2 separate regions of the Homo sapiens genome follow, and region 2 is linked to region 1. Evidence: chromatin loops called from intact Hi-C (ENCODE). Cell type or tissue: GM12878. All regions are shown on one strand. Each heading gives the region's core, and the rest is flanking DNA. Links, peaks and the distances in the headings are about the cores only.

Region 1 (16,661 bases), core at 4,865-12,864:
GACAATGTAAATGTTAAGAAATGAGGCATTTGGACACTACCTAGAATCATGTTGTCCTCAGATGACCCACCTAAATCATAGGAAACCCTGGAGCTGGTGCTCAGTGGGGCCTAACAGCTGACAGCTGGGCAGTAACTCAGGTCAACTGACGGGGACAAGAAGGTACAAACTCCTACTCATCCCTCAGGACCCCATGTAAGCCTTTTTTTCCTCTGTGAAGCCTCCCCAATAACCCCAGGGGCAGAGTGAATTATCCTGAAAAGCACAGATGGCCTTCCACTGTGTTATGCCTTGCACCATATTGTATTTATCCATGATTAAGTATCTCTCCTCCCTAGGACCGTGAACTTTCCAAGGTAGGGCTGACTCTTATTCAACTAGGCCTACCCAGTGCCAGCTACTGTCCTTGGAACACCAGAGGAGTTCAGTAAATGTGTCAAATAAATGAATGACAAATCTTGAGGTGCTGAGAGCTGACGTTTGAATGAACTGTGGCACGTATTTTTATGAGCTGTAAAAAATGGGAAACACTTGTGACACTAAGCTTCCCTTTATTTATCCAACTCAGCATTGCTCACAAAGCATGTTTACCTACATTAGTTCATTTAATCCTCCCATAAATCTTGTGTGGTTGGGAGGGACAACACTTTCCTTATTATATTGATCATAGAACTGAAGCTCAGAGAGTTGACACAATTCATCCAAGGTCACACAGCTAGCAAATTACACAGGGAAAAGGAGGCAGAGGGGTGTAACATGAAAAACAGTGATTTATTCCCTCCTTTTGGCCTTCTTCCCTTCATGCCTCTTCTCCTTCCCTCCCTATCTCCCTCCCTTTCCCCCTCCTTCCTTCCTCCTTTCCTTCTTCTCTCCCTCCCTTTGTTCTTTCCTTCCGTGGATCAATCCTATAATTGAATCTTGGCCCAGTTTTCTTTATCTGCATAAAACTGAGAGTAATCTTTTCCTTTCTGACCTCACTTTCCTTATCTGTGAAGTGGGGATAAGGATAAGCAGCCTTTCATTGGAGGCAATGTAATTATAATAGATAATAAGTAACATGTATGGGTTACCATTTGCTTTGCAGCCTTTTTTTTTTTTTTTTAACTTTCAGAACAGTTTTGCATTTACAGTAAAAACTGTGAAGATAGTACAGGGAATTCTCTTATACCCCACACCCTTCTGGCACTATTTTTGAGTGTTTCACATATATTTTATTCACTTAAAGCCCATAATAACCCTGTGAAATATCAGCCTCATTTTATAGACAAAGTCATTCAACTGAGAGGTAAAGTGATGTTGCACCAACTGCTAAATGGCATTGGAGAGGCCAAGACACAAACAGGCTTGGAAGTCTGACTCCAGGTCTATGCTCTTAACTGCTGTGCTCTCCTGCTCCCTGGGAGGTGAGAGCATAGGCCCGGGCCTAGCCATGCTGGGTGTGTCATTAGACTTAGGACCCCAGTCTTTAAAAATATAGTCTAATCTCCTCCTACCACACCCATGGTGTTGTTGACAAAACTGATGGAATCACCTTTTGTCATTCCTACCTACCATTTAGTTTTCAACATTTAAAGTTGCCTTTGTATTTACTTAAAATTGACTTTTCTCAAATGGAAATTTTAGGAACAATAGAACTCATCATAGATGTTTTTGGCATCTCCCTAGGGACATATAACCCATAAATCACCCAGTTTTCTAGTTTTCCTTAAGAATCTGTAATGTACATTGAACCCTGAGTGCAGCATGCTGAAACGGAGTCTTTTTGGAATGTAGTGAAGTCAGGGCTATTGAGACATGTGTTTACGTATATGTACCTTCTCTCTTCCAGTAAAGGATGACAGAGGGCACAGAAGCCACCAGCAGATTCTTTGGAAGGAAGTAACAGGAGTGGAACTTCATTTTCCCATGGATTGTAAAGGGTGAGAGAAAAGCCATATAAACGCCTAGCCTTCCTAAAATGCCCTTTAAGCTTGTAGTGAATGATAGGCATTCCTGGCAGCAAAAACTTATTTTCAAGAGGGTCTTTCAGGTTTGAGAAATGAGGTAGTGGCTATGATATTTCAGGAAAAGGGAAAGGAGCATTTTTTGATGTTTTGGGGAATATTTTGATGTCAATCATTTTTAACTGATATAAGAAATTCCAAGGGGAAAGCTGAACTATTTTCAAATGACTGTTGTCTTTTGAACTATGCTTTTTGAACAGCCTGCTACTCAGAAACACAATGTGTGGGATATACTTATATTTCCATTATACAGAACTTTTATTGCAATGGTCAGATTAAATAGACACATCCTACACAGTTTTATTATAGTAACTGGAAAGATTGTTTAACTGGGACTTTGGAATAGCAACAAAAATTGTGTAGAGAAAAACTTACCTCACTCTGCAATAAAAACTATATACACTTTGGAGTTGATTTAGTATAAGCATATAATCCTGTTTTGAAAAATATACAGGGTGGTCCTGCTATTGATTTCCAGATTCTTCTCACCCAATGATAGATGAGAACCTGTTTTACTCTGGTTTAGTCCAAAATCTTCTGCTGGCTTTTTGTTAATTCTCATGACTAGTTGTCTTGTGTTCCATCTTGTCCCTACTTGCTGTGGTTAAATTTTGTATTATCCTAAAATGTGTATGTTGAAGTCCTAAGCCTTGATGTGATGGTACTTGGAGGTGGGGTCTTTGGGAAGTAGCTAGGTTTACATGAGGTCATGAGGATGGGTGCCCTGTTTTGGGATTACTGTCCTCATGAGAAGAGGAAGAGAACAGAGATGGTTTTCTCTCCCCTATGTGAGAATACAGTGAGAAAGCAGCCATCTTCAATCCAGGAAGAGGCCTTTACCAGAAACCAAACTTGCTAGTACCTTGATCTTGAGCTTCCTGGCGTCCAGAACTGTGAGAAATAAGTGACTGTTGTTTAAGCCACCCAGGCTGTGGTATTTTGTTACAGCAGCTTGAGCATGCTAAGACACAAGTTAAACTGGTCTATGCCAGGAGTGACAGCTTCTTGAATCAGGCGTCTTACTTTCAGTGTCTCCTTTTGACATCCCAAAGTTCATCTTCAGTAAAGTATTTAATAAGGTCTCACGAAAAATTGTCCCTGCAAATTTCGATTTTGCTTTCTTCCAGTATGACTGCAAACTAACAACTGTACCTGCAGCAGCCTTTGTTCCACACAGTTTCCTTCTCTGCATTTTGCTCTAGCTGCTCTGAAGGGAGGGGGTGATGTTGTTTAATAAGGAGCAATTACTTCTCCAATGGACTCGGCAGTAAAACTGGCTTTTACAGCTGGACAGAAATATGTAAGCCATGAAGTTTCCTATGTAACACCATTAAGTACTCCGGAAACAGCATGACTTGGTGGAGTGCCACAAATTAACCACTTCATATCCAATAACCTATGGTCTATAAGCATTATTACTTAAACAATTAGAAATATTAGGGGAGAAAGATATTTCACCACTTCTGTCCTAAGTATTGAATTGAGCCTTTTCCTGATACCTCGAGAAAATGTGCTAAATCATAGAGCAGAGGGAAGTATGTGATAAGTACCTTCATTCTTAAAGAGAATGCCAAGGATCTCCTATATATTTGCTCAAGGCTCCCTTACCACCCAATGCCCCATATCTCAGACTATTTCAAGTGAGGAATAAAATGGGAAGAGGGCTCATGGAGGTAGAGAGCTTTAACTTGTCTAGTAGATACAACTAATTACTTTTTTTCTGGTTGGAGATGGTAAAGGAATGCTGTGTCCTAGGCCCAAACCAGGTCCAAGTGTGGGTGGTTCAAGAGAATCACTCATCATTGACATCGTAGATGACAATGTAAAAAGCCTGCAGGAAGGGGAGAGAGCATCTCAATTTCAGGCTGTTTACTGAGGAGGCAAAAGTTGTAGGCCCACTCATGGCACCAGAGCAAAGCATGGTGAGAGAGATACTAGGAGAACTTGTGTCACCTGCATGTACACAAAACATGCCTCTTTCCACAGAATTGTAAAGGCAGCAGTTTGGCTAGAAGAGCCAGTGATGGGAGGGCAAGGGAGAGTCAAAGTAGAGCATTGCATCCTCTTATTGGTTGATACGGCCAAGATGTGGAGCTTCCTAGGGCCAAAGTGGGTGCTGCAGAATGTGACCAACTCTAGCTGTCTTGTTGAAATCCAAACCAAGAGCACAACTTCTAGAGCAAGGGGACTTCAGTAAAAGAGACTGTAGAGTGACCCTCTGGGGCAGGAGCTGGGAGTGAGGAGTATGTTGAGGTCAGCAGAAGAGCACCTCATCTATGTCAGGGAACAGTAGTGCAGGTACCTAATGGATCTCTGAAGCACCCCAGAGCTTTGTGTCATGACAAGGCCAATGTTTAAACATGCACTACACATTTGCTGTTTTCCATTTCCTCTCCTTTCATCCTGAGGAACCCATTACAGAATGGGAAGAATCAAGGAGAAAAGGAAGGAGTGCACCTCATCTCCTTTCAGTGTAGGCACCTGAGCATAGGTCAAGCCTGAGTTGGAGGAAGGAGGGAGGGTAAATTTTATGTGAAATCAGAAGATCATTTTTTAATATCTGGGAGTCAATTTTAATGAAACAGGATATAACAAATGTAAGACTGATGAAGAACCTGAAACCTAGTCTAGATGAAAACATTATTGAAGAATGCCTCCTGCTATTAAAAGAAAAAAATCGCAAAGGCTGAAATGTCTGAAAATAAATGGCTAGATGTGATGAACAGCTAACAACAAATTGAGAACCAAAATCTATACCATATTTTATATAATAAATCTATGTATAAATTTAATGCATAGAATATTCACGGAAAAAAATTAAATCATGATGTAAAGGAATAACCTGCAATAATTATAGTGAATGCAGCATAAAAGTAAAAAGAGAAAAAAATTAAAAAGAAGTGGATAGATATGGAGAAGCCAAGTATAGTCCAATAAGTATCAACTGACATTCCTAAATAATAGAATCTAAAAAATTGAACCATTCAAAGACATAATGCTGGAAAAATCTTCTGACATAAAAGAAGAATTTCACAGGCAAAGCAAAAAATTGAGTGCCAGGAACATTTGATTCAGAACGATAAATATCTAGACATATTCTGGCTAAAAGAATTAATGTAAACAATGACAAATTTTTTAAAGAAAATGAGTAGGAAAACAGGTCATCTACAATAAAACAAAAATCAGGCTTAAGTCTTCTTTATAGCACTATTCTATGGCAGAACACAAAGGAGAAATGTCTACAAAGTTCTGAAGGACAGAAAATAAAAGCAGACCCAGGAATCTTGCATCTATCTACTTGTTCAAATATAAACAGAACTGTCAATCTCAAGTATACAGGAAATCAAGGAATATAGCACTCGTTAGCACTTCTTAAAAATCAACTCTGCAATAACATCTTGCCCCAAAAAAAGATGAACGAAAAGAAAGAGCTCAGGAACAGAAAATACTTGGTAAATCTAAATATAAAATTAATTTAAATTTGAATATAGTATAAATTTAGTAAATTGAGCAAAGATAGCTAGAGAACAAAATGAAAAAGAGTTAAACCATGGCAAAGTAAGTGTGCTATATCATCCTATATGGAGAGAGAAGAGAGGGTGACAGGAAATGGAAATATTTTAATCTGGTGGTAGTGGGAGAGACAGTACTTCCTAAAATATTTATCTAAAGTTCAAACAGAAATTATGAAACAATTAAGAGATTGGAAATTTTCTTCTTAAACTTCCTTAAGTCTCTATTTCAGACAATATAGGTGGCTACTTTCTCATAATGCATCTGAATGTATAAGACATACTTACAAAAAAACTATTAATAATTATATTGAACATGGTTATCAAGTTATTAAAAAGAATTGTTTGATATCAAAATAATTTTGCTTCTTTATTAATGCATTAAATAACCAAATCCAATAGTGGGTTTAATAAATATTATAATTTTAAAGAAGTGACAAGTGTTAATGGTATTTTGAAATATCTGAAACACATGTAACGTGATACGAAAATGTCTGTCACAGGTACTATCAATGCTACTATGATTTGCAGTCTTCCTTCATAGTTGAATGAAATACTAAATTTCAATTAGAGCTTAGCAAAAATGAGGATGTGATTTTTTTTTCCTCATTCAGGTTCACAGACCATCTGAATTCTTTCTTTCCACAGGTTTCCAGGCATCCTTAGACTTTCATATTAAGAAATTCTTTTCTAATGCTAACATAATTTAGACTCTCATAATTTTTTCATACTTGAAAAATAGTCTTAAATATATGAATAGATGAAATTATTTTTTCCTCTGTCCTTAAACAGTGATGAAATGAATCACTTTTCCTCTCATTATATTCAACTTCCAGTGATTGATTTGTAGATTACAGTATCAGTTTTAAGTGTCCTTATCTTGATACATTTAGATTATGAAAAGAAGAAAAGGCTAGGAGAAAATTTTGTTTTCAGTCTGAATTGCCTTAGGTAGGTTATGAATATGGGAAATAAGAGATGTGGCATTTGCTTGCACACAATGCCTTCTTTCTGGTTTCTTGGTGCTCACTAGCACTATATTGGGTGAATGAGAAATTCCCAAAGAGTTGTAGTTATGGCCTCTATAATTCCTAGTGGCATTAAACATTTCAACACAACAGAATTTGAAAATAATACATCAGTTATAATTTGCCTACCTGAAACCATTGAACTTTGTCAAGTAGAAAAATACCATATGTTCAAACAACTGACTCTACTGAAGCTGCAACTTTAGAGACAAACAGAAGGAAACGCAAGTCTGGGGGGCATAAGGTAAACCTTGGCAAAGTGACTTTTTTCTAGGATGAGAGCCTGGTAGACATTTAGATTGTTTTATAACTAGGATTCTCTGCAGGATGTGGGATAAAAAGAATTTTACTGCCTGTCCAATGAATCGAACCGGTTTTTTATTCATACATTTTTGAGGTTCACTTGAACTTGACTTTGTCCTCAAACTCCCGTGGCCACTCTGGCTTCCTGTTATTATCGGCCAATGAGTCCAAAATGTATCATTTTCTTCCTTGATTCCCAGATGGTCTGTATATGCTGTTCACTCTTATACTGCATGTTGGGCTTGCTCTGTCAATCAAAGATAGACTATTTCTTCCTAAAGCAGCCTGCTTGGGTGGTCAGTTGGCCTCCGGGTTTCTATATAATAATGTAAGATGAGAAATTACTCAACACATGCTGAGTTATACGAGGAACATTAATGGGACGCTTCCTGGGATAGAAAACGATGGCCCCTTTTTTGCCTTTGAGTTCTTTAAAGGTTCCACTGAAAACACTTTAATAAATGTAGGAGTCAGGCAATAAATGCCTCATTTTTAAATAAGCAACTCCATTGTGATTTAGACAGCAGACATCTCACAGTTCTTAGGCAAAAGTATCAACTTCCAGGAATTTGTTTTCAAGTATTCATTTACAATAGCAAGAATAAAATATGCTACTGGATGCCGGGTGCTGTGTATTGCAGTGGGTTTCTGCCAAAGCAATAATCATAACCTATTTGCCAATAAGGTTCCAAAATATATAATAGATTTCTAGGTAGTTTGGTGTGCAGTGAATATTTATAATTGGCAGTGTCTATGTCTATGGTGCAGAAGTCTGTGTAGTGTAAATAATAAAGTTAGTTACCAATGAATAAAGTAGCGCTCAACTCTAGGAGTGGCTGGTATCTTCTGCATTCGTGAGAGATCAGAGGAGATTAACAGAGACTTTCTGAAAACAAAGACAGGTATGACAGACTTTGAATTCACAAGTATTGCACTAGACTCTTCTATAGCAATATGTAAATTACCTGCCTGTGTCTCCTGGTGAGTAAGCATATTCTAAGAAGGCAGAAGTAGACTCATTTTTCATGAGAGAAATCTAGAAAAGAAACAAAGTCATGAGAAAGTAGAACTCCCTTGAGAATAAAAGAGAAGAAGGTGCAGAAATGGTGACTTCATAAAAAGATGAAACTAGCAAGCACTATGGAATGTCCCTTTATATCTGCATGCAAGAGTTTGGCCAATGTTGCAAGAGATGATATCTTCTGAGTTAGCAAACATAGTTTGTTGGAAGCATTTATATTTTAATTAAAATCTTGCATAACTTATATCAATTTCCTACTCTCAGTCTTCCATGTTGTTGTGTAGGTATTCTTTAGATTAGATTAACATTTAAATCAGTAGACTTTGAATAAAGCATATTACCTTCCAATCAATTGAAGGTCTTAAGAAAAAAACTAATTGAGCTCTCCCTGAGGAAGAAGAAATTCCAGTCTGGCAGCAGACTGGCTTCAGACTTCAGCTGCAACATCAGCTCTTCCTTGGATTTCCAGCCTACCTAACTACTCTGCAGATTTTGAACTTGCCAGCCTCCACAATCATGTGAGCCAATTCTTTGAAATAAATTGTTCTCTCTCTTTCTCTTTTTTGTCTCTGTCTCTTTCTCTCCCTCTCTTCACACACACACACACACACACACACACACACACACACACACACACAATTAGTTCTATATCTTCGGTGAACCATCACTACTATAGGTCCTTACCAGAGTCTCTTTCAAAACGATAGAGGTCTCCAACTCCAGAATACCCTCATGATATGTTTGGGGGACTGGACAAAAATTGGAAGTGCTGGTGAGCCCTTTTGTATTTGAGGCCTGAAATGGGAAGTGGCCCTAGCCCAGGACAAGCAGGTTAAGGCAGGTTCTATTCATTGGCAGAGGTCTCAGCACAAATGGAGCCTATGTTCCCACATCAGCTTTTGCCCAGGAAGTAACTGTGTATATAAATGGAGCTGGGAGCAGCTAGTGTGATGCCATCTCTCTATGCCACCTCCTATCTCTTATTATTGCTGTCATCTATTTACCAGTGGGTTATGCCACTGCAGCCCACCCTCAGTTCCCTGACAACTTTGGCTCCTCACCCTAAATCTATTGCCATTTTTTGTGACTTCAACATCTACAACAGATGACCCATCCAACACCTGGTTCTCATTCCCTTACTTCCTTATATCCAACAACATACTATTTATTTTCCACCCCACCACAGTCAAGTTTCATCTTGGACCTTATCATCACTGGTGACTGCTCCAATTCCAACATCTCAATTTCAAATTTCACTCACTCCATACACTTCTTTCAGCTGACTTGTTCTAATATCCCTCTTCTACAATTCTTTGACCAAGAAGACCCACAACTCCCTTGATCTATTGCTTTCTCACTCTCTGTCCATGTCTTCTTGTTTTGCCTGCCCCCATTCTTGTTCAATTTATCATCATCTGGTTCCCATTGTGCTAACACCATGGCAAATGCCTTCAACTATGTGGAGGAAAAATGCGTGCATCTCACTGAGCATTTGAACCTAGGGATTCCTAAAAGACTAGGCCCTCATAATTTTGAAGGGTAGTATATTCTTAGGAAAGGTGATGAGGTAGCAGGGGCACTTAAAGGCCTTCAGGGAATTGGTAACAGATTTATCAGCAAGTAAATTAAAAGTAAAAAGCATTTTTGTTAGTTTATTTTAGTTTATCGGGTTGGGGGCTCCTTGTAGATGGCAAGAATTAACCTTGACTTTCTGAATCCCCTCAACTGAAGTAACTTTATGCAGCCACCAGATCTGAAAATCCTTCCCTTGTTCTAAATGCAAACGAATAGAAAGATTTTTTAAAAAATAACATTTAGGCATTTTGTGGGACTTTTTGTTTCATATTGAGTAAAGACATATATCATCACAGTTACATTTGCTGGTGGCTGACTGCTCACTTCCAAAATCATCTACTCGTATTTATTCCAAGGGGTTGGTAGTTCAAATAATCTGTAAATTATCTGCTCATGTTGGTGAGCTAATAGCCACATATAACTATTTAAATTAAAAATAATTGAAATGAAAGAAAATTAAGAATTTAATATTTTGGTCACATGAGCCATATTTCATGTGCTCAGTAGCCATATATGTCTAGTGGCTACCGTGTTGGACAGTGTAGAGAAACTTTCCATCATCACAGAAAGTTTTATTGCACAGGAGTAGAGACTACGGCCCCAGGCCAAATCTGGCTCCTGGCTTATTTTTGTATAACCTGCAAGCTAGGAATAGTTTTCACATTTTAAAAAGATTTTAAAGAAAAATATGTGACAGAGACTGTATGTGGCCTGCAAAGCCCTAAAATATTTCCTATCTGGATTTCTACAGAAGAAAGATTGTCAGCTTTGTCTTAGATAACAAAACACTTAAATGTGGATGTTTGTGTAATGCAGTTTGGAACGTTACTGCTCATGGTCAAGAATTTTATTTGTCACTATATTATGGTATGCAATTTAGTATAATACATGGTTTATGCTATTGAGCACTAATTCAATTAAATACTGAAAAAAAATTAAAACGTCAGTTGCTAGAAATGCTTAGATGAATAATGCATTCAAGGAATTCACATTTTGTTGGAGTAGGTAGATGTACAAAATTCTACCTGTAGCATTAATTAGACTATAAGTACTACTAATAATGGTATTAGACACAATGGTATTCGAGAGGAGAGCAGGGAGTGAAGAATTCTGACTAGGGCTGTGTTGCTTGGACGTAAAGAATGCAGCATCTAAGTGGGACTTAAGGATGAGTATGAATTAAGTAGGGAGGCAGGGAGAAAGGAGTTCCAGGCTATGGAAGCGGCAAAAGCAAATGTGTGGTGTGTGGTGAAAACACATGGGGCATCTGAAGAAATGTCAAGTAGCTGAATGTGATTAATCATAGCCTGAAGAGTAAGTGATGTACCAGGGAAACAAATAGGAATCAGAGTTGGTATTTGATGAGAGATGCTGCTTTTCTATTACTAGGCAGTGAGTGGGCAGACTCACAGGTCCTCAGAAGAAAGCCCTAATCTGTTGGGTACCTGAAGTATTACAGAAAATGATATAACCATTTTTTAATCCCTCTAGGTTTGGTATCTGTATTTACCAGATGTGATCAAGGGCTTTGAAGCTGCAGGAATGGTAGATTCAGGGACACTGTAGCAATGGGAAATTGACACAGCCACCTCTAATGATTTAGCTTGACTTAGTATTTTTCAGTTTCCATGTTGCGTTGGGCACAGCAAGTCATGTTTGGTGGGAAGAAGGATTGTAATGGTGGTCACAACCAAACAATTCTGAAGGTACAACCATAAAAATGTATATTTTGCCTGAGACTGCAGAAAAAAAACTGAAAAAAATGTCCCCCTCTGCACAGGAATTCTGCACTGTTGAATTCCCAAGAAACCAAGCTGAGTGATAGAGTCAATGTAAGAATCATAATACTATCTAAGAATAGTATTATGAACAGAATGGCATTGGATCTGATGAACTTGTACCCCTTCCACCTGCATTTGCTGGAGTTTTATGATTGTGAACATTTGACAAAGGGCTTAACTGAGCCCTCTGAAATTCTAGTACTTTGTTTCTGGGAGCAAAGCAAGTAGCCTGTGAGCTTCTTAAATAACAGGCATGGTTGATCCAAAACTCATGAGAAAGAGTTTGGATCTTTCCCTTTGCTGCATGATGACATCCAATGTCTTATTATTAGCTGCATTTGTTTAACTTTTTCATTTTATTTAAAACACAAGAGACTATCTTCTTTAGCCAATGGCCACAAGGACCAACTATAGGATAGGTTATGCCAAGTTTAGAACCTATTCAAAATTCGTGGATATGAAGTTTCAACCTAAACTCAAACCTTTTGGTGTCTGTGTTAATTTATATCTGGCAAACAATAATTTCCAGATTTTAAAAAGGAAAAACAAAACAAGAGAAACCTTCCTTGGAAGCATATATTAAGGCCTCTTCGATACTGTATACTTCTGAGGAAAAAAAAAACCCACTGATGTTTTAAGAGAAAGCCAATAAGAAACATATGGATTAAATTGCCCTCAAAAGACAGAAAACTTCAAAAGTTAGGAGGGAATAGGACTTTCCAAAAACCTGCTGATGTTTTAATGACCCCAAACTTTGTAAGAAAAAGGGATAAGCCCAACATATAACCATAAAGTGAATGTTTTTATTTCTAGCCAAAATTAATAATCACCAATTTGTCTCCCATTATCTCTGCTTCATGGATGATGAAATTGAGAGAGTATGTTGCTAAATCATGCCACAGGGAGATATAGGATTCAGATATCAGATGATGATGTCATTGCCCTTGTTTTTGAGTATGAGAAAAGGAAACTGCTGGAATGGTTTGCCTGGAAGTCCTAGACATAGCGACCTGGCATCCTGGTGAACTTCTCCAATCCTTTGGTCAATTTTCCCACAGAAAAGGACAAAAGAAACACTGGTTATCCATTAAGTCTAGATTTTGGGCCACACGCAAGGGATTATAAGGTATACTCTTTATATCTTGATGTAGTAGTGCTGCATCACCAATACATTTCATGTAGTAAACTCAACTCTGAATGCAGTCCAAAATGTAAACAGAGAGAGGGGGAGCAAAAGGACAAGAAAATGCAGGTAATTCCAGTGCCATTCTACTCAGTGAGCTTGAGATGGGAGACCAATCTCTTCAACCTCAGCTGATCTCAATTCCTAAGTAACTTTCCTAGTGAGCTCATCTTGCTTCACTGAAAGTAATTCTAGTGATTAAATAAACAGACATAAGTATTTATAGAAAATGACCCGAGTGTAAGCCACCTACTACAACTGCAGCTTGACTAAAGAAATGGTGATTTATTTTCCAAAGATAACTGTAATGGATTCACTGAGAAACTGTACATTGACTTGCCATGTGGCCCCTTTCTAAAGACTTTTTCAATAACAATTTTGATATCCTGCATGTTCCTTTTCTTTCGCCTTGACTTTAAAATTAAGCCCCTGCATAAGATGGTGTGACAGATATTTATTTATTTATTTATTTTTTTACTATAGTTGCTGCATCGGCATTCATTTCTAGGCCTAACATGAGTGTTTTGAAACCCAGTAGTACCTTTGGACTAGTTAAAATTTCCCCTCTCTGTGCATTTGTTTGTGAGATAGCCCACTTGCTCCTCATCCCACTGACAAAACACCAAGACACCTCACAGCTGCTGACCACAAATATCCCAAATGATCAACACCAGGGTCATGTAAATAAATTCTCCACTTCCCACGTGTTTCTGTAAACTAGCCAATCCACAACCCCTGAGGGAAAACCTAAGTGTTATCACACGTGGACCTTAATAAGGGCATAGTCCCAAATGCTTTTATTGAGAGGTCCACGGGTCGTCTTTTTCTCTCCCCTTACCTGCAGGCTGGGCTCCCTTCCACCTCTTCTCACTGGCCTCCTGTTTGTACCCCTGACCTCTCCGGGATCTGTAAGTAATATATTTATTCTGTGTCATGCATTTTGGGCTTACCTCTTCGTGTCTCAGCTGACTGACACACCCCAATCCAACTTTTCCCCATCAGGGCTCTCCTAGAAAGTGGTTATCTTGGCTTATGGCCCCTTGAAGTCTAGAAAAGACTAGAAGACCAAATTAAAAATAAACCATAACAATAAAAATCACAGCAGAAGGAATTTTTCCACTATGACCCACCTGCAGAAGCCCAGTAACTGGATAAAGACGAAGGAAATTCAGAGAGATGGGAAACTATACCCATGGTATAGCATTTTCAGTTAATGTTCAATAGAAAACATTAAAGGATAGAAGATAGAGCTGCTTACAATAAAAACACGGACAAGAGGCAGGCTTCGCCATAGGGGTTTCTTGTATATATTATTTGTCTCCCAGATATTAAGCCTAGTACCCATTAGTTATTTTTCTTAGTCCTCTCCCTCTTCCCACTCTCCACCCTCCAATAGGCCCCAGCGTGTGTTGTTCCCCTCTATGAGTCCATGTATTCTAATCGTTTAGCTCCCACTTATAAGTGAGAACATTCAGTATTTGGTTTTCTGTTCCTGTGTTAGTTTGCCGAGGATAATGACCTCCTGCTCCACCTATGTCCCTGCAAAGGGCAAGATCTCATTTTTATGACTACGTAGTATTCCATGGTGTGTATATACCACATTATCTTTATCCGGTCTATCATTGGCTGGCATTTAGGTTGATTCCATGTCTTTTCTACTCGGAATAGTGCTGCAGTGAACATACACGTGCATGTGTCTTTATGATAGAAGGATTTATATTCCTTTAGGTATATATTCAGTAATGGGATTGCTGGGTTGAATGGTATTTCTGGTTTTATGTCTTTGAGGGATCCCAACACTGTCTTCTGCAATGAAAACCCTGATTTTCTATATCTGGACAAAAGACTAGGACATAACGAGAATTTTAGCGGAAGGAACTGAGGGAGAGAGATTGCACAGCAGACAAGGACAAATAAAGGGAAGGTGGAAACAAGGGTAAGTGGACTTGCCAAAGAAATAGGCTTAATAGGAAAGAATTGTTACATGGGTATGTTTATGACTTTTAAGCATTTGACTTGCAATAAGAGTGCAGTTACTGTTTCTAATGGAAAATGGCAGACACTAAAAATACTGAAGATCGGCCGGGCGCGGTGGCTCACGCCTGTAATCCCAGCACTTTGGGAGGCCGAGGCGGGCGGATCACGAGGTCAGGAGATCGAGGCCATCCTGGCTAAAACGGTGAAACCCCGTCTCTACTAAAAATACAAAAAAATTAGCCGGGCATCATGGCGGACGCCTGTAGTCCCAGCTACTCGGGAGGCTGAGGCAGGAGAATGGCGGGAACCCGGGAGGCGGAGCTTGCAGTGAGCCGAGATCGCGCCACCGCACTCCAGCCTGGGCGACAGAGCGAGACTCCGTCTCAAAACAAAAACCAAAAAAAAAACAAAAAAAACTGAAGATCAGTTATGAAGGTGAGCAGTGATTGAGATTAAAAAACAACACAGGGTTTGGTGTCAGATAAAGAAAGTGAGAATTATAACGATTTTTATCTGCAAAATGGCTATAATAATAGTGCCCAGGTCACTGGATTGTTAAAAGGCTTAAATGAGGCCCAGCATAATGCTCGGCAAATAGGATGCAGAAAAACCTGATCTTTACTTGGGGGTATTCAGAAATTCTCTACATTTAGATATCTTCCCAGATCTCATAAGACCTTGAAATAAAACTCCATCTTCCTGGATATAGAAAGTAAGACTGGATGTAAGCCTTTGGGGTTAAAATAGGCTTGAATTTGAATCATTTTTACATCTCTAGCTTCTTGATACCCCTCAGACAATACCTCGATCTAACTTTCACAGTTCTTGTGAGGATCAAATGAGGTAATATATACATTAAAAGACTTAACACATGGTTTTCACTTAGAGAATCTTTGTTCCTTTCTCCTTCACTTTTTGTATTTTTGAAGTATCTTAAATAGCTTTAATAGGACTTTTTAAAAAGTTAGAATTACTTTTGCTCGTGATAAAGATCTGACATTTTTAACCGAAAGATGGCTTCAAATATTTTTAATTAGCATTTTCTAAAACTACAGATTTTGAATTTATAACAACCTTTATCACTATGTTTTCAAATATATTCCATCTTTTCACCTCAGATTTGTTTGACTACCTAATATTTGTGTGCGTGTGTGTATATAAATACATAAATTCAAGGGCAAAGAAAGTACTTTTGCTAGCTTTACTGAGGTATAATTTACATATAAAATCCATCAATTTTAAGTGCCTATACAATTCAATCAATTTTGACAATTGCATAAAGTCATGCAACCACGGGCACTATTCGGTTATAAAATATTTTCAGCACTCTAATATGCCTTCTGGCAACCCCTTCGGTGTCAATGTCTTTGTGCCACTACTGGGTCTCTGGTAAGCACTGATTTCTTTTCCTTAAAATATTTTCCCTTTTCTAAATGTTTATATTACTGAAATCATAATGCATATAATCTTTTTTTCACTTAGCATGAAAATGACAGGATTTCATTCTTTTTATGGCTGACAGTACTCCACTGACTATATATACACCACATTTTGTTTATGCGTTGATGGACACTTAAGTTGATTCATATCTTTGCTATCATGAATAATGTTTCAGTAAACATGTGATTGCAGGTGTCCCTTTGATATACTGATTTATTTTCCTTTGGGTAGATATCCAGCAGTGGGATTGATGGATTGAATGATAATTCTATCTTCAGTTTTTTGAGAAATCTTCATACTGTTTTCCATAGTAGCTAAACTAGTTTACATTCCCACCAACAGTGTATAAGTTCCCTTTTCTCCACATCCTTGCCAACATTTGCTACTTTTTGTCTTTTTATTCATAGCCGTTCTCACTTGGGTAAGGTAATATCGCATTGTGATTTTGATTTGTATTTATCTGATTAGTGATGTTGAGCATTTCTTCATGCACCTATTATCTGTTTGTATGCCTTCTTTTGAGAAATATCTATTCATGTTCTTTTCCCACTTTTAAATTGAATTATTTGTTTTTTGTACTGTTGAGTTTCTTGTATATTCTGGATATTAATCCCCTGTTGGATGTATAGTTTGTAAATATTTCCTCCCATTCAACAGGTTGCCTCATCACTCCATTGATTATTTCTTTTGCTTGAAGAAGCTTTTTAGTTTAATTATGTCCCATTTGTCTGTTTTTGTTTCATATGCTTTTGAGGTCTTAGTAATAAATTCTTTGCCTAGACCAATGTTCTGAAGAGTTTTCTCTATGTTTTATTCTAGTAATTTTATAGTTTTAGGT
Region 2 (16,661 bases), core at 3,647-11,646, 65 kb after region 1:
TATTGATGCAAAATATAATGCTTCCGTCTTATGATCAATTGTTGCTAAGCCCATTTGACTTTATGATTTGGTGTATCTGGTAAGACTTAACTAATCATGGGCAGTTCTAGTATGGCCATTTGGTGTCCCATGCTCAGGAATTCTGTCCCTCCAGTAGCCTAGTAGCATGTCAGGGGTTATTTTCGAAGGTATATGCTCCTCTGTTGTGAATGACATAACCTTGCTCCAGAATTCCAGGTGCCTGTGTTGAAATTGGGCTTATTGCAAAATCCATGTGACACCTCTTCCCACAACTGAAATCTGCAATAGATAGTCTCCACCAATATGTGTGAGCTATTCTATGTGTCAGGATCCTAGTTTTTTGTCCTTTTTTCCCCCCCAAAGAAGGCCTTGGCATTGGTTTAACCTATGTCCCTTGGCAGAGCATTTAACCGCATTTAAATTCAGCTTATCGGATTGGGCTTGGTCCTTGACTTTCTTGGTCATTCCTCGTATCCAAAGTGGCCCTTTGTCTTTCATATTTGGCTTTCAATTTCTTGAAATTAAAATTTCTCAATTTCATGCTCACTCTTAAATGTTCATTTTCTTTCCGTAGCACATCAGTGGTCCTTTGCAAAAGGTATTAATACCTTAGCCTGATAGCTCTGATTTCCTTCACATGTATCAAATGCCTGACACGTTGCACCCATTAGCCTCCATTCCACTGGTTCTCAATTCCAATTCCTTCCAATAAAAGTTTAACAGTTGAACTGCCAAAACCCCATCTTGTCACTTTTCCTCAGCCCGCTTCTAGAACAACTCTCACATGTTGGGTTCTTTGGAGTTTAGGACATGATGTTTATGGTTGACCACCTGCAATAGTAAAGGCAGGTGGGGAAGCAGGATTGGACTAGGAAGAAGTTGCACTGCCAATGCATGCCTGACAAAGTCTCAGCCTGGTAGGAAGTGAAAACTGCACATCTGAGTGTCCCACATTAAGCCAAAATGGCTTGGCCTTCAGACCCTGCCATTCTCAGCCACCTGGTAGAGCCTGCTGCAGGAAGTGTGTGGCCTTGGGCAAAGTGGTTCTCTGTAGCTGAGGCAAACCCTAAAGAGAGTCATCACTGGAGGCTGTTTGCTCATTGCAGCTGGGTAGAGAGTCCTTCCTTGAGGGGAGATCTGGGCAATACATCTCTGTCTACCACATGTGCTATTATTCAGCAGTTGGCATATGAAGTGGTATCAAATGTAATTGCAAGGCCACTTATTCATAAGTAGAATGTCATAAAATTCTCTTTAGATGGGGAGAATTATCAGCTTGATACAGAACAGCTTGGATCACCATTTTCCCAGAAGTGTCTTCCCATTATCGTTAGTTCCATGAGAAACGCTAAGCCAAAAACAACAACAACAACAAAACAAAACAAAAAACAAAAAAACACCTCAAGTCAAATCCATTTGAAAAGGTTGATGCATTACATCCCTCTCTTGGAGATTCATAGTGACAGTGACATATTTCAAGCTTTGAGAAGTCCTGCATGAAAAATACATGTTAAATTAGTTTAATTCAGTGTATCTAGCATTTATTTGATTATGGGAACCACCCCCACCTCTTCGTAGGTAACATCTGTCAGGAACTTGTGGAAATAGGATTCATAGAAACATACTTAGGACAATGCTAGGCTAGAGCACTTTGAGTGGTGGGCCCCAAGGAATCAAATCACCTCTGTGTTACACAACCCACATGTCTATTGACAGATAAGTGGATAAAGAAAACGTGGTACATACATACAATGGAATATTATTCAGCCTTAAAGAAGAAAATCCTGCCATTTGGGACAACATGGCTGAAACTACAGGATATTATGCTAATAATCCAGTCACAGAAGAAAAAGTACTGCGTGATTCCACTTACATGGTGAATCTAAAATAGTCAAACTCATAGAAGCAGGGAATAGAACCGTGGTTACCAGGGGCGGGGGAGTTGTTGTTCAATTGGTGTAAAGTTTCAGTTATGCAAGATGAATTAGTTCCAGAGATCTGCTGGACAGCATGGTGCCTGTAGTCCACAATGCTGTATTATGCATTCAAAAATTTGTTGGGAGGGTAGATCTCACACATTGTGTTCTTAACTAACACACACACACACACACACACACAGACATAGGAAATGTTGAAGGTGATAGATATGTCTATTGCCTTAATCTTATGTTAATAGTTTCACAGGAGTATGCTTATATCCCAATTTGTCAAATTGTATACATTAAATTTGTGCAGTTTATATCAACTGCACTTCAATAAAACCTTTTAAAAAATCACCCCTATGTTACAGTGGTACTAGCTTTATCCATCAAGCCTAACCCTGGAACTCATGGAAGGTCCCTAGAAATGCAAGAGGTTTGAAACAGGAGAAAGAGCTTATTGAGGAACTGACACTGCCCCTTAAAGGGAAGAAATGAAGTGCTCATGTAGATAGGACAGTCCTCAAGCACAGGAGGAAGGGGGTAAATGATTGCAGTCAGAGCCTGTGGAATAAGAGTGCTGCTTTCAGAAAGTGGCTGCAGAGGCTAGGATCCATTCTGCAAAGAGTAGACAGGAGCTGCCCTTCAAGAGGCAGATGACAGGAGGGTTCCATAGTCAACAGCAGGACACATGGGCCAACTTCCAGGCCAAATGGATGCCTTGGACTCTGGCTCTTCCAGCTGTTGCTTTTGGTCTTTTCATATAACCAAATCTAATACCAGTTTAGAGAAATATTTATACCAGTAAGCACCATGAATAAAACATGTACTTGGAATTGTTTGCATATGACATCACTTTGGAAAAATCATGACACCTGTTCACACAGTATTTACTGATTAACCAATTTAAACAAATCATGTGTAGAGAATTCGAGGAACAATTCAAGATTGTACTATTTTCCCCATAAATGGTCTCTTTTATACCCATGGAACTTGGAGTCCATAAACATTAGATTATAAATATCTGAATACAGTTAGGTGCCTTTCAAAAGCAGCAGGAAAGAAAACAATATGGAATCTTTGGGGAGAGTAAATGGTCAAAAGGTCATGGAGAAAACTCAGTGGCATCTCCAAACTGGGAAAAGCAAAACACATCTGTTTTTTTCTCCTTTCTGCAACAACACTTTTCCCCCCACAGGATTCATGCATGTGGCTGTAAAGGCTTTATAAAAAAATTCATTTACATGATGTTCTGAATAGATAGGAATTTTTATTATATAAAATTGTATAAGTGGAAACACATGCATTCTCCTTGTTTCTTATCTCTATAGTTACATTTATAAAGAGTAGCTTCTTCTCTAGGAAGATGTGTTTATTTGGTAACTCTCAATGGCAGACAAGCAGTGCGCCACGGAGGATTGACACACCCATATCTCTCCTTCCATCCTGTGCCTTCTGTAGGTTCTGTATTTCCCGGTTCCTCTGGGATTTGCATCTCTCTAGAATCATGCAGCTGAGTTTTGACTACAGAACATGGTCAGAAGCCATGTGTCCTCTTGTTGACCTCCAAGCTTACTGCATTAAAACCTCCCCCACAATCCTCCATCTTGTCTTCTGCTGTCCACTGGCAAGATGCAAAGGACCTGGCAGAAGGTTCTGAGGCTGCAGGGCAGGGTGATGCTACATGGAAGGCCATCCATTGACCTGGAGCATGCACGTTGCATTTTGCTTCAGTAAGAAATGAATTCATATTTGGTTAAGCTTCTTGAGGTTTCAGAGTTTGTTTGTTATAGCAACCAGCATTTCTTAAGTAACATAAGTTACTTACCATTGTGTTGAATGTCGTTAAAGAGACAGTTTCACAAACAAGGGAGGGGAAAAGTAGAGACAGACTAAAAGTTTATATATATATAATTTTTTTCTTCCTCCTCTTTAAATAGAAATAAAGATCTCAGAGCTTTATTTACACATTCATTTCCCCACCGTAATATCACATCAATCCCTAATTTTTACAAATGACAACACTGAGGCTCAGAGAAGGGCATTGATTTTCAGTGTCATATCAGAGAATGGTGGAGCTGGGACGTGAACTCTGTTCTATTTCTACTATGCTGTGAGTCAGTACATATTTTATCTATTTCATTTCACCAAGAACTTTGAAAAACCAAAATGTAATGAATGTTAGGGAGGTGATGATCAAGACAGAGAGCTGGGCCCCTCATCCCAGTGAAAAATAACTTCGTAAATTTAGACAAATCATTTAACTTCTCTGTGCCTTACTTTCTCATCTGGAAAAATTTAGATGTTGGCCCTGCAACAATTTGCAAAATATACACCACAAACCTCCAGGATTTCAAAGAATTCCTGGACAGGAATGGTGGGGGCAGGACGAGTGTCCTGGACTGTAGCCTACGCATCCATTTCAACCAGGACGGCTCCGCATGACCTTTTTGTGTATATAAGTGTTCCTTTAGATACAGGTTTATATATAAGGTTTTGTTTTATCAATGTTTAACTACTAATACAATTTCAACAATTGGAAATTGTACTTCCAGGTCCATGCCTGCAGTATTCTAAAGAAGGGGCGCATAGCATAGAGATGTTGCTGAAAGGATTGCACAGATTAAGTCTTTGGTTATTAGGTTTTGTCCAAAGCATTCTCAACTCTGATAACTCCAGTTCATCTGACGGACTTCTGTTTTAGCTGTGCTCTTTTGAAATGTCACTCTCCACAGTGCCCTACAGAAGAGAAAATTCAATTATGCAAAAAACCTCCACTCCAAATGACATCACCAATTTGTTTTACCTTTCCTGCCCTCTTATATTCCACCCCCAGCCTTTTGCAAACATAATTCAAAATAAATATTGCCTCTTTCATCAAGACTGGAACTTGAGGCTTTGTTTGAAATCACCTTGGCATATTCCTTAGGCCAGGGGTGAAGAATGACAAAGTGAGACCTGAACATGCTGAAATGTTGGGCCCCTTTATTGCACCTCAGGTCCTGCCAGCTCCCCTTTCCCAGGTTTCTAAATTGCCGAACACTCAAACTCCTTTTGTACTTCCTTCTATGGGACTTAAACTTATATTGTCAGATCTTACAAGGCCAAATGGTGTCATGAATAAAGTGGCTATGGGTGGCAAGGATGGAGGTCATGCATGGGCTCAGCCAAATGTACTTCTACTTACCAAGGTGGACCTGGTTACAGCAACCACTGAATATATACAAACTGTTAGCAATAGAGGCCAACACTCAGCTCCAATGTGGTACCATTCCCTGGGGTGATCAGCTAGCTACCTGGTGGCAGGAGATTGAGTTATGGTATAGGGACATGTGTTTGGGTGCCAAGTTGACAAGGGGTGGACTTAATTGTATGTGTCAACTCTACTGGGTTAAGAGATGCCTGGGTAGCTAGTAAACATTATTTCTGGATGTGTCTGTGAGGGTGTTTCCAGAAGACATTAGGATTTGAATTAGTAGATTGAGCAATGAAGATTTGCCCTGAGTAAAGAAAACTTGAGGACATCATCCCATCCTTTGAGGACCCTGATAGAGCAAAGAGGGGAAGGAAGAGCAAATCCTGTATTTCTCTTCTTGAACTGGGACATCTGTCTTCTCATGCCCTCAGACATTGGAGCTCCTAGTTCTCAGACCTTTGACGTTGGGCTGCTAGTTATATCATTTGCTCACTGTGTTCTCAGGATTTTGAACTTGGATTGAATTGAACCACTGGCTTTCCTGGTTCTTCAGCTTACACATGGCATATCTTGGGTCTTCTTAGTCTCCATAATCATATGAGCTAATTCCTCATAATAAACCTAATCTCATCTATCTATCTACCTACCTACGTACCTACTTACTATTATCTATCTACTATCTATCTGCTTACTGTTAGTTTTTTTTCTCTGCAGAACCCTGACTAACACATAGGGGATGGATGGTGTTATCTGAACAAATAAAATATAAACAATCTACTTCAGTGAGGACATCAAAAATCTGTTTGCAAGAGGGAAAATTCTATCCAGGGTATAGTTCTTCATTGATTGTATCTTCTGAGTTATGTTTGGTACTCTTACAACAATATCTGAGGAGAGCAAAACAAATTATATCCCAAAACCAAAAGGCAAACAGAATGAAAGGAGAAAGTAAAAAATATTAATTTCATTGGAAGTTAAAATTCATAATACATCCTTGACTCTTAAGATACATTCCAAGGATTTTCTGACTGATGTCCACATATATATTTTTTATTGCGGTTAAATTTACAAACATAAAATTAACCATTTTAAAGTGAACAATTCAGTGGCATTTAGTACATTTCCAGTGTTGTGCAACCGTCACCTGTATCTAGTTTTGAAAACATTTGTGTCATCCTGAAGTAAAGTTCCATACTTGTTAAGCAGTTACTTTCTATTCCCCTCTCTCTCTCTTCAGCCTCTGGCAACCACCAATCTACTTTCTGTTTCTGTGTATTTACCTATTCTGAATCTTTTATATAAATGGAGTCTAACAAAATGTGACTTTTTGTTTTTGACTTCTTTTCACTTAGAATAGCATTTTCACAGTTAAATCATGTTGTAGCCTATATCAGTATCTCATTCCTTTTTATTGCTAAATATTCCAATATATAAATGTACCACAAGTAAAAAATCTATTCATCTGTTGATGGAGATTTGGTTTTAGACTATGGTAAACAGTGCTTCTATGAACATTTGTGTACAAATACTTTTTTGAGCACCTGTTTTCAATCCTTTCAGGTATATACCTAGGAATGAAATTACAAAGTCATGGAATAATTCCATGCTTAACTTTTTAAGGAATTGACAAAACTATTTTTCACAGTGGCTGCACCGTTTTACATTCCCACCAGCAATGCACAAGGGTTCCGATTTCTCCATATTCTAACCAACACTTGTTATTTTCCATTTTTTAAATGCTAACCATCCAAGTGAGTGTGAAGTGTTATTGTGGTTTTGATTTGCATTTCCTGAATGACTAATGATGCTGAGCATCTTTTTAAATGCTTCTTGGCCATTTGTATATCTTTCAAGAAATGTCTATTTAAATTCTTTGCTCAATTTTTGATTGGGTTGTCTTTTCATTAAGTTCTAAGGGTTCTTTATGTATTCTAGATTCTAGCCCCTTACCAGAGATGTGATTTGCAGAGATATCCTCCCCTTCTGTAGGCTTCCTTTTAACTTTCTTGATAGTGTTATTTCATGCACAAAACTTGAAAAAAATTGATGATATCCAATTTATACATTTTTCTTTTGTTGTTTGAGTGTCATATCTAGGACATCATTGCCAAATCCAAGGTCATGAAGATTTACCCGCTTTCTTCTAAGAGTTTTATAGCTTTAGCTTTTATATTTAGGTCGTTGATCCATTTTGAGTTAATTTGTGTATATTGTGTGAGATAGGATTCCAGTTTTATTCTTTTGTGTGGAGATCCAGTTTTCCTAGCACCATTTGTTGAAGAGACTGGTTTTTTCTCCACTAAATAGTCTTGGCCCCCATGTTGAAAATCAATTGACCATAGATGTATGGGTTTATCTTTGAACTCTCAATTCTATTCCAGTTGTTATTATATGTTTGAAAATTGACCTTGAGCATAATAAAATTTTATTCATCATGCAACCAACATAATTCTGAATTAATTAGGCTGAAGTTTTTCCAGTCAAGGTGTAAAAGCACTTTGCATCAGCCATCAATGGATGCTCAACATGGAGATTATTTCAGGGTTAGATTGCTCTGTAGCAGCATCTGCTTTCCTTCAATATTATGCCTTCAAACAAAATTTCAGTACACGTTTTCTGTCTAAGTCCACATATGTCAAGTCGAAATGACTCACTTTAGATTCCTTGACCTAGGCAGTCTCAATATGAATCACCTCTTCTCGCTTTGCTTTTCTGCTACCAACTTTCCTACTCCCACCTTCCATGTTTTGTAAATACTTTTACTTCTTTTTAATGGGAACTAAATACTTAGAATGAATTTTATTCTTCTTACCTTATCTTTAAGGAGAACTCATTTAGGTATAAGTTCACATGCTTCTGGAAGTTTTTAGGGGAGTTCTTGTAGAAGGGAAGAAAATTATAAAGTAACTCTGTACTTTACACTTCTGAAAAAATGCAACTACAGCAAAGAAATTGGCAAGTCAATCAAACAGTGGTTAGCAAACTCTTCAGATCCTTTTAGAAAAGGTCGTATGCCTGATTAGGTTTGTGATTGAGGATGACACTGGAGAACAAGGGCTCCATTTGATGTCAAGTGTGCACTGCCTTTGTTATGCTACATGCTAGATATTTTTGATAATGGCGAGAGATTTTGCTTCCTGGATTTGCCATGAAAACCCTATTTTTAAAAAAATGTAGTCCTTGGCATGGCGTCAAAGCACCTGCCTTCTCCTTAAATGGAGCTGCTTTTGGGAGTTCCTACTTAGCCACTCAACATGGACAATGTATGAAACCACATTGCATTTATCTACATGACAACCACAATCCATTTTATTACTAATAGGAGCAATTGTGTTTCCTTTTGAAAGGACAGAGTGGGTGGGAATGGAGTAAAGTATCACCATCTCACATCTGGCTCCTAATTTATGTCTCTCAAATCATTGTGGGTTGGAGGAAGGCAGTGACAGAGAAATTCCAAATATGAGTCTGAACTGTTGATGTTAAGACTTTCATGACATTATTGAACAAAATAAGTTCCTAAATATTCCTCTTTGTGAGTATCATGACTATTCATTTGTCTCCTAATCTAAGGATGTTAGAAGGGGTAGGCAGGTACAGGTAAATCTAGACAAACCGTTGGAAAAAAAATCTCCTTTTCCAACATAGCTAAGTTATGATTTTAGAAGTTAAGCCATTCGTGTAAATGGAGCTAGCTCACTCCATGGTGATTCTAGCTTTGCAGCCGTATACTTAATGCCTGCTACTTGCTCACATGTTCTTCTGTCAGCTACCCAATGCATGAGATTCCATTCCCTTGAGTTTTCTTCCTCCCATTTAAAGCTCTGATTACCTCCAAAATGAACGTATAAGTAGGCTAATACCGAAGTTATTAAGGCAAATTTATGCTTTAGTGTAAATGAGAGTTTGAGCTTCAGGGTTCTGACATTTTGATAACTGGGTCTGATTTGGGGAATACTGTGCACAGATTGGAAAGGGGGCAGTAGCTCAGTCTAATGAAGCCTGTGTTGTGGGAGTAACTACTCTCCAAATTTTCCTCAATTTACCTGGATTGACGACTGACTTGCACTTGTTGCCATAGGCAGAATTTCATCAACTGTTGGGAAAGTGCGGAGGAAAGAGCACTGAGTTTGAGCTGGAAGATCTCTCAGTCACCAGCTGTGTGATTTTAGACAAGTCATTTGATCTCTCCAAGCGTCTGTTTCTACAGCTGTAAAACATGGCTAACAATTCTCTTTCATTGATGTGAGGATTAAATGAGCCAACACATATAAAGGACTATATACGTGTATATCTATTATTATCTGAGGTATTTAAAACATCAGAAGTGAGGTATAAAATCTTGCAATCCACTCATTAGCTCTGTCAGTGGAGAGAAGAAGAACGGATTAAATCTGGCAGGTACTAAGCTTCAAGTTTGATTTAAGTTTCTTTCCTCCCACTCTCCTATTTGCAAAGAGTTTTCTTCCATTGTTGAGAGTCACTGGAGCTTGGGCCAATTACTTGTGTTGACAAGTCATTAAAGAAAGTCATGTAAGCATCTGGCTCTGGAGTCTAGGAGATCAACAGCAGCTCCAGACCCTACCAGGTTGTGTGTAGTTGGAAAAATCTGTCTCTCCCCTTACTGGGCACACATGGGCCTGATAGTAGAAGCATGGGCGCCGTTAACTCTGCTTTCAAGAGTGAAGAAGATTGAAAGATTAGCAAGCTGAGCTTTTAAATGGAATTCTTATTTTTCTTTTAAATATTTCATTATAATTATTATTATTTACATGTAAGGAAGCATGGGCTTCCTGACAGTATGTACTCACTCAGAGCACATGACTTATTTATAATAGTCACCTGAGATTTACTTAATCCAAATATATATTTATAGCCATTATTGTATTTTGTCCACTACATAATAATTATTTTAAAAAATTTGGAAAATCTGTGTTTATGTTTTTACATTATGCAAAGAGGTCCTTTTAAGTCAAAACACTTAAATAGCAGTACAGTATAGTTAATTGAGAACTAAACTCACACCATAGAATTAAGTTGGAAGACCATTCACTTAAGGCAGAATATATATACCGCCAACATGTACACACACGCATACAACACCTATACACAGACACGTACACACATATACATGCACACACGTATTTATGTTTGGAAGATATTTATACATATATAAATACACATATACACACACAGATATATAATGGTATGCTGACAGTGTTTAACAACTGGCTCTTCAAATAAAACAACTCTATAAAACTCACTGTTTTGTAGTTTATCAATTTCCATTGTGTAAATATTCCCATTGTGGCTGATTTTAAGCTACTATGGTGATGTCACCGAATGTGGAATTGGAAGACATGTGCACAATCAGTTCTCACCAACCAGTATGGGCTGGCTTCAGCACACTGCTGGATAGATGCAGTCAGAGTATAGCCACTGGGTGGATACATACAGATGTCAATGAAGAAAGTCAAACTCTGTAAAATATTTAAAGAGATTTATTCTGAGCCAAATATGAGTGACCATGGTCCATGACACAGCCCTCAGGCGGTTCTGAGAACAAATTATGGTAAAGAAACATGTTTTGGGGTAAAATATTTTGATTTTCTTCTTTGTCACATAATGTTATGCCAGAGTCAGATTGGAAAGTGTGGGTGAAGGATTACCCAGGTGCTGAGGCAAGAGACTGAAGGCACAAACTGTAGCAGTATAATAAAGGAAATAGTTAGAATAAAGAATCGTTATCATACAAATTGGATATAGAGATGATCATGGACAATTATCAATCATTAGTATAAACATTAATCATTAGCTTTTAATATTATTCTTTGTTACATTACTAACATAACCTAGAAATAAGCGGTGGGTATAGGGTTAGGTGCTGAGGGGACATTGTGAGAAGTGACCTAGAAGGCAAGAGGTAAGCCCTCTGTCATGCCTGCATGATGACATACAATAAACTGCACATATTTAAAGTGTATAGCTTGGTAAGTTCCGACAGAAGTATGCACCTGTGAAATGACCACAACAATGAAGACTGTGGTCATGTCCATCACCCCCAAAAGTGAAGTCCGGCTTCCTTTGTAATCACTTTGTAATCTTGTTGTGCACCGCAGGAAACAAGCCAAACTGGCCACTTAAATCAAGGCAGGTAAAATTCTAACAGTGTTCAGCTCTTTCTTATTTTCTCCACGCAGCACACGTGTTAAAGCCGACGTCCTTTATAGTTGGTAGTCTCAAGTCTGACCCAGTGTAGAACCTGTGGGGTAATTAGGGGATAATAAGAAGGGGGCACAGAAAGACACCCAGACCCCTATTTTTAAACAAAAGATTATTACTCTGATAACTTAGTTATGAGTTTCAATATCTGGATATGACAAAATTTGCCAGTCATATTCAGACAGTAATGCAACTTTTACAACGCATTAATTAGGAAAACGAGACATTCTTTTCACTTTGTCCGAGTTCGGTAACCTATCCATCCAGATCTCTTATCTTCTAGCATGGTTTACATACGTCCGTTAGCCTTTCTTGCTCTGGTTCTCCTCCAGGTTATTTTTGGATCTACCTGCTGGATAGAAAATTAGCAATGAAGAATGACAACAGCAACCTGTTTTTCCCTTGGTTATCTGTTCGATCATTCAGTTAGGAAATAATGACTTTTCAGATTTTAGTTGAACATATTTTTACTTCAAAATACAAAAGATACTTAAAATAAGCTTTTTTCAGTGATGTATATAACAAGGATTATCTTAATTTTTTAGAGTTCCTGGAACTCAAAAGTTCAAAAAGAGAATAGTGAAAAAATTAAGAATAACATATTTGATGGTTCATATTTCACCTATGTGAAGGTCAAGTTCTTTAAAAATAACTTTAAGTCATTTTACATTGTGAGTCTCAAAGTTTGTTCCTTGATATACAGTATGAAGTTTTACAATTGTGAGACAAACCCTTAAAAAATCCACTCAATATAAATTCTTTCTTACCCTAGATGAGACAATATTTCAGAAACAGTGCTACTGATGTTTCCTGCTTTAGAGCATTTTATAATTCTTCAAAGCACTTCACTTATACTACTACTTCTGATACTTTCTGTATTGCTGTGAAGCAGGGAAAGTAGTTCTTACTTCCACTTAAAGATGATGGAAGAAAACTGAGGTCTGAGGGATGAACTGACTTGACTAGAGCTGGTTGATGGTGTTGCTGAGATTAAAACCCAAATTTTCTAGGCTTTTCCCTCATCCAGGACTATTTGTGTTCATTTTCCTGATAAGCATAATTTTAGAAAACTGTACCAAATAGTAGATAGGAGAATATATGTATTTTATTATCTTACATTACATTCTAAGTGAAGGAATTCCTTATAAGTCATTTCTCTATCTCAGACAAATGAAACTAGCTGAGTTACATGAAAATAAGAGTTTTTGCTCAAACACTCTTCAACAACAGTCCGGAAATAGTTAAGGGACAAAATCAAATACCCTGTTTGTAGTTCCCCCTTGTGTAGAAAAAAAGACAAAAGAATGACCGTTGTACAGGTTCCTGCAGGCAAAGCAAAGGCTGGAACTTCTCCTCCCCATCTGTGTTTATTATGAAAAATACCATTTAATCTTCCACTTTCACTTCCAATTGCTGGATTTTTTTTGTTAAAAATAAGAAAAAAATGATGACAACATAAAAATAAAAGGCAAGGCCCAATTAAGAGTCCTCATTGTCTACAGAATAGTTCTGAACAAATCTCTGCTCTGGGCTCCACCTGTCCTGTCAGCTCCTTAGTGAAGGAGAAAGATAGACGAAGGCCCTGAAATTTCCATGTGAATAGAGAAAACCATTTCCCAGGTCCACAGCTGAGAGTAACATAAATGAAACTGTTAAGACAGTCACCAAAGGTAGAGAAAACCAACCAAACAAAAGGCAAACAAAAACATTTGTTTTCTTGGCCAGACAGTGCCAAGAGTAAAAAATTAAGATCGTTTAAGGTCAAGAAAGAAAACACTACCACACTGAAGCGGGTGATAAGGCCCTAAGTCAGCCCCTTGCCAATGTCACAAGCTCTCATGGCTATGGGAACCCCACCAGTTGCTAGTATGAGAAGGACAGATGGAGAAAGAAGATGGAAAACAGGAAGCCACATACCATTGTGTGTGTGGGTAAGACAAAAGCTGAAGTCATTTGAGCTCTCACTTTAACCTCCTAGGCTATTGGGCTTTGGAACTGTAAGGAGATGGAAATGGCTTATTTTGAGTAACTCATGGGTTTTGTGTTATTAACATACAGATACACCTTTTATTATTTTTTATTTCAATAGCTGTGGGGGTACAAGTGGTTTCTGGGTACATGGGTAAACTGTACAGTGGTGAAGTCTAGCATTTTAGTGCACCTGTCACCTGAGTAGTATATATTATACTCAATGGGTAACCGTTCATCTCTCACCCTCCTCCTATTTCCCTGCTTCTGAGTCTCTAATGTCTGTTACACCACTCCATATGCCTTTGTGTACCCATAGTTTAGCTCCTACTTATAAGTGAGAACATGCATCGTTTGGTTTTCCATTCCTGAGTTACTTGACTTTGGATAGTGGCCTCTAGTTTCATCCAAGTTACTGTAAGAGACATTATTTTATTTTTTATGGCTGAGTAGTATTCCATGATGTATATGTACATTTTCTTTATGAACTCATTGGTTGACTGATGGGCACTTAGGTTGATTCTGTATCTTCGCAATTGTGAATTCTGCTGTGATAAACATACACGTGCAGGTGTCTTTGGATAGAGTGACTTTTCTTCCTTTGGGTAGATACCCAATAGTGGAATTGCTGAATCAAGTGATATGTCTACTTTTAGTTCTTTGAGAACTATCCGTACTGTTTTCAATAGGGGTTGTACTAATTTACATTCCCACCAGCAATATCTAAGTGTTCCTCTTTCACCACATTCTTGCCAACAATTATTGTTTTTTGGACTTTTTAATGTCATTTTGACTGGGATAAGTTGGGGTAAGCAGTTTTGCTTTGCATTTTCCTCATAATTAGTGATGCTGAGCATTTTTTATCAGATGTTTGCTGGCCATTTATATATCTTCTTTTGAGAAATGTCTGTTTACGTTATTTGCCTACTTTTTAATGGGATTATTTCTTTTTCTTTATGACTTGAGTTCCTTGTAGGTTCTGGATATTAGTCCTTTGTCAGATGCATAATTTGCAACCACTTTCTTCCATTCTCTAGGTTGTCTGTTTACTCTGACAATTATATCTTTTGTTGTACAAAAGCCTTTTAGGTTAATTAGGTCCCATTTATTTTTGTTTTTGTTGCATTTGCTTTTGGGGTCTTAGCTATAAATTATTTGCCTAAGCCAATGTCCAGAAAAGGTTTTCCTCTAGAATTTTAATGGCATCAAGTCTTAGATTTAAGTATTTAGTCCATTTTGAGTTAATTTTTGTATATGATGAGACATAGGGATCCAGTTCCATTCTTCTACATGTGGCTATCCAATTTTCCCAGCACCATTGATTGAATAGAGTGTCCCTTCTCCAATTTATGTTTTTGCATACCTTGTCAAAGGTCTGCAGTTGGTTATAAGTATTTGGCGTTATTTCTGGGTTCTCTGTTCCATTTGTTTGTCTATTTTTACACCAGTAGCATTCTGTTTTGGTTACTATAGCCTTATAGTATCATTGAAAGTCAGGTAATGTGATGCCTACAGATTTGTTCTTCTTGCTTAGGATTGCTTTAGCTATTCAGGATTTTTTTGGTTCCATATGAATTTTAGATTTTTTTTTCTAGTTCTGTGAAAAATAATGTTAGCATTTTGATAGGAATTGCAGTAAATTTGTATATTGCTTTGGTCAGTATGGTGATTTTCATGATATTCTTCCAATGCATGAGCATGGGATGTATTTCCATTTGTTTGTGTCATCTGTTATTTCTTTCAGCAGTGTTTTTTAGTTCTTCTCATAGAGATCTTTCACCTCCTTGGTTAAGTATATTCCTAGGTATTTTATTTTTTGTAGCTATTATAAAATGAATTGAGTTCTTGATTTCATTCTCTGTTGGTTGTTCTCGGGATATAGCGGTGCTACTGACTTATGTTCATTGATTTTGTAACCTGAGACTTTACTAAATTTATTTATCAAATCTAGGAGCCTTTTGGAGGAGTATTTAGGGCTCTCTAGCTATAAGATGGTACCATTGGCAAATAGAGATGGTTTGACTTGTCTTTTCCAATTTGGATGCCCTTTATTTTTTTCTCTTGCCTGATTGCTCTGGCTTGGACTTCCAATACTATGTTGAATGGAAGTGGTGAAAGTGGGCATCCTTGTCTTGTTTCAGTTCTTGGGAGAAATGCTTTCACCTTTTCCCCAATTAGTATGATGTTCATTGAGGGTTTGTAATATACGGCTTTTAGTATTTTGAGGTATGTTCCTTCTATGCTTAGTTTGTTCAGGGTTTTTATCATAACGGGATGCTGGATTTTATCAAATGCTTTTTCTGTGAGACATACCTTTTCCCTTCACCTTCTTCCATCCACCTTGCGATTTCTCTTCCAGCCTTCACACATTTTTTCCATGGCTCCAATTTCACCAATGTGTCCCCATTTAGGTCCATCAATTTTCTCGGATTAAATCAGCCAAATGCCTGCAGAAAATCTGGAAATGCTAAGAAATCTCTCCTTACTCTTCCTTGCCTGTGCTTATGCTAAGCTGGGACCGGTCAGTCATCTTGCCTGCTATGACCAGCCCAGTTCCAGTCCAGTGAGCTCTCACATGGGTCTCCTCTTCTCTCTCCCTGTGATGTCAGCCCCTCTCTAATGTTCTTCTAATGGCTCTGCCTTTCATCTTTTCTACTCCATTCTTTCCTAAATGTTTCCATCAAATTAGTATTTCCTGGATGCCCATTCACTCAGATCACTCTTCCACTCAAAACTTCTCAGTAACTCTTACATATGTGAGAAAACCTAGTTTGGCCTTCAGCTATGTTGAGGGAGATAGTCCGCTGCCTTGGGTCAGGAGAATCTCTCTCTGCCTGTCCTCTCTGAGGACACCAAATGAAAGTCCTAACAGTCCTCTGGCCCTGAGGTGTTTTTCTAGCTAGTCACTTGTCATGGCAACAGCAGCCTGACTACCAAGACTGCTTGCTCCTTGAGAGGAAGGGGACTGCCTTGCTTATTGCTTGCTACAAAGAGTGCTGAGCCTTTGGCTGTGGATTCCTCAGTGGCACCACAATCCACTGCATGCGTAGCTGTATTTGTGTCCATTGCATCACCCCTTTGGGAAAACGGGACTTTGGATACGGGAGTGTATTAGTCCCAACTAATAGGATAGATGTATATGTGAACGGGAGTTTATTAAGGAGAATTGACTCACATGATCACAAGTCAAAGTCCCACGATAGACCATCTACAAGCTGAGGATCAAGGAAGCCAGTCTGAGTGGTTTGCCAGGGGCTCTCAGGCCTTCGACCACTTCCCTCAGGAGAAGCCAACAGTGCAAGCCTTCAGTCTGTGGCTGAAGGCCTGAGAGCCCCTGG

What was found. A loop is a pair of places that touch in the nucleus more often than their neighbours do. Peaks named below come from ENCODE experiments on the same cell type or tissue, not always from the same donor. Only the 100,000 strongest peaks of a DNase experiment are listed, where the experiment ranks them.
Region 2: a loop joins it to region 1, with 2.9 times the contacts of the local background. A loop is called at or near these places in 3 of 110 quality-filtered maps.

What each region holds. Positions count from the first base shown.
Region 1 is chr9:1,462,315-1,478,975 of GRCh38, forward strand. LOC102723803 (a long non-coding RNA gene) reads left to right here. Exons shown (of 7, transcript XR_929415.3): 4 at 1,829-1,919; 5 at 13,251-13,314; 6 at 14,195-14,342. Among named protein-coding and RNA genes, the nearest start is that of DMRT2, 420 kb to the left of the region's middle. In GM12878, for the core only: no CTCF peak of the experiment used is centred there; a DNase peak (open chromatin) is centred at 7,897; H3K27ac peaks cover 1,166 bases.
Region 2 is chr9:1,528,895-1,545,555 of GRCh38, forward strand. No RefSeq gene overlaps it. Among named protein-coding and RNA genes, the nearest start is that of SMARCA2, 480 kb to the right of the region's middle. In GM12878, for the core only: no CTCF peak of the experiment used is centred there; a DNase peak (open chromatin) is centred at 7,817.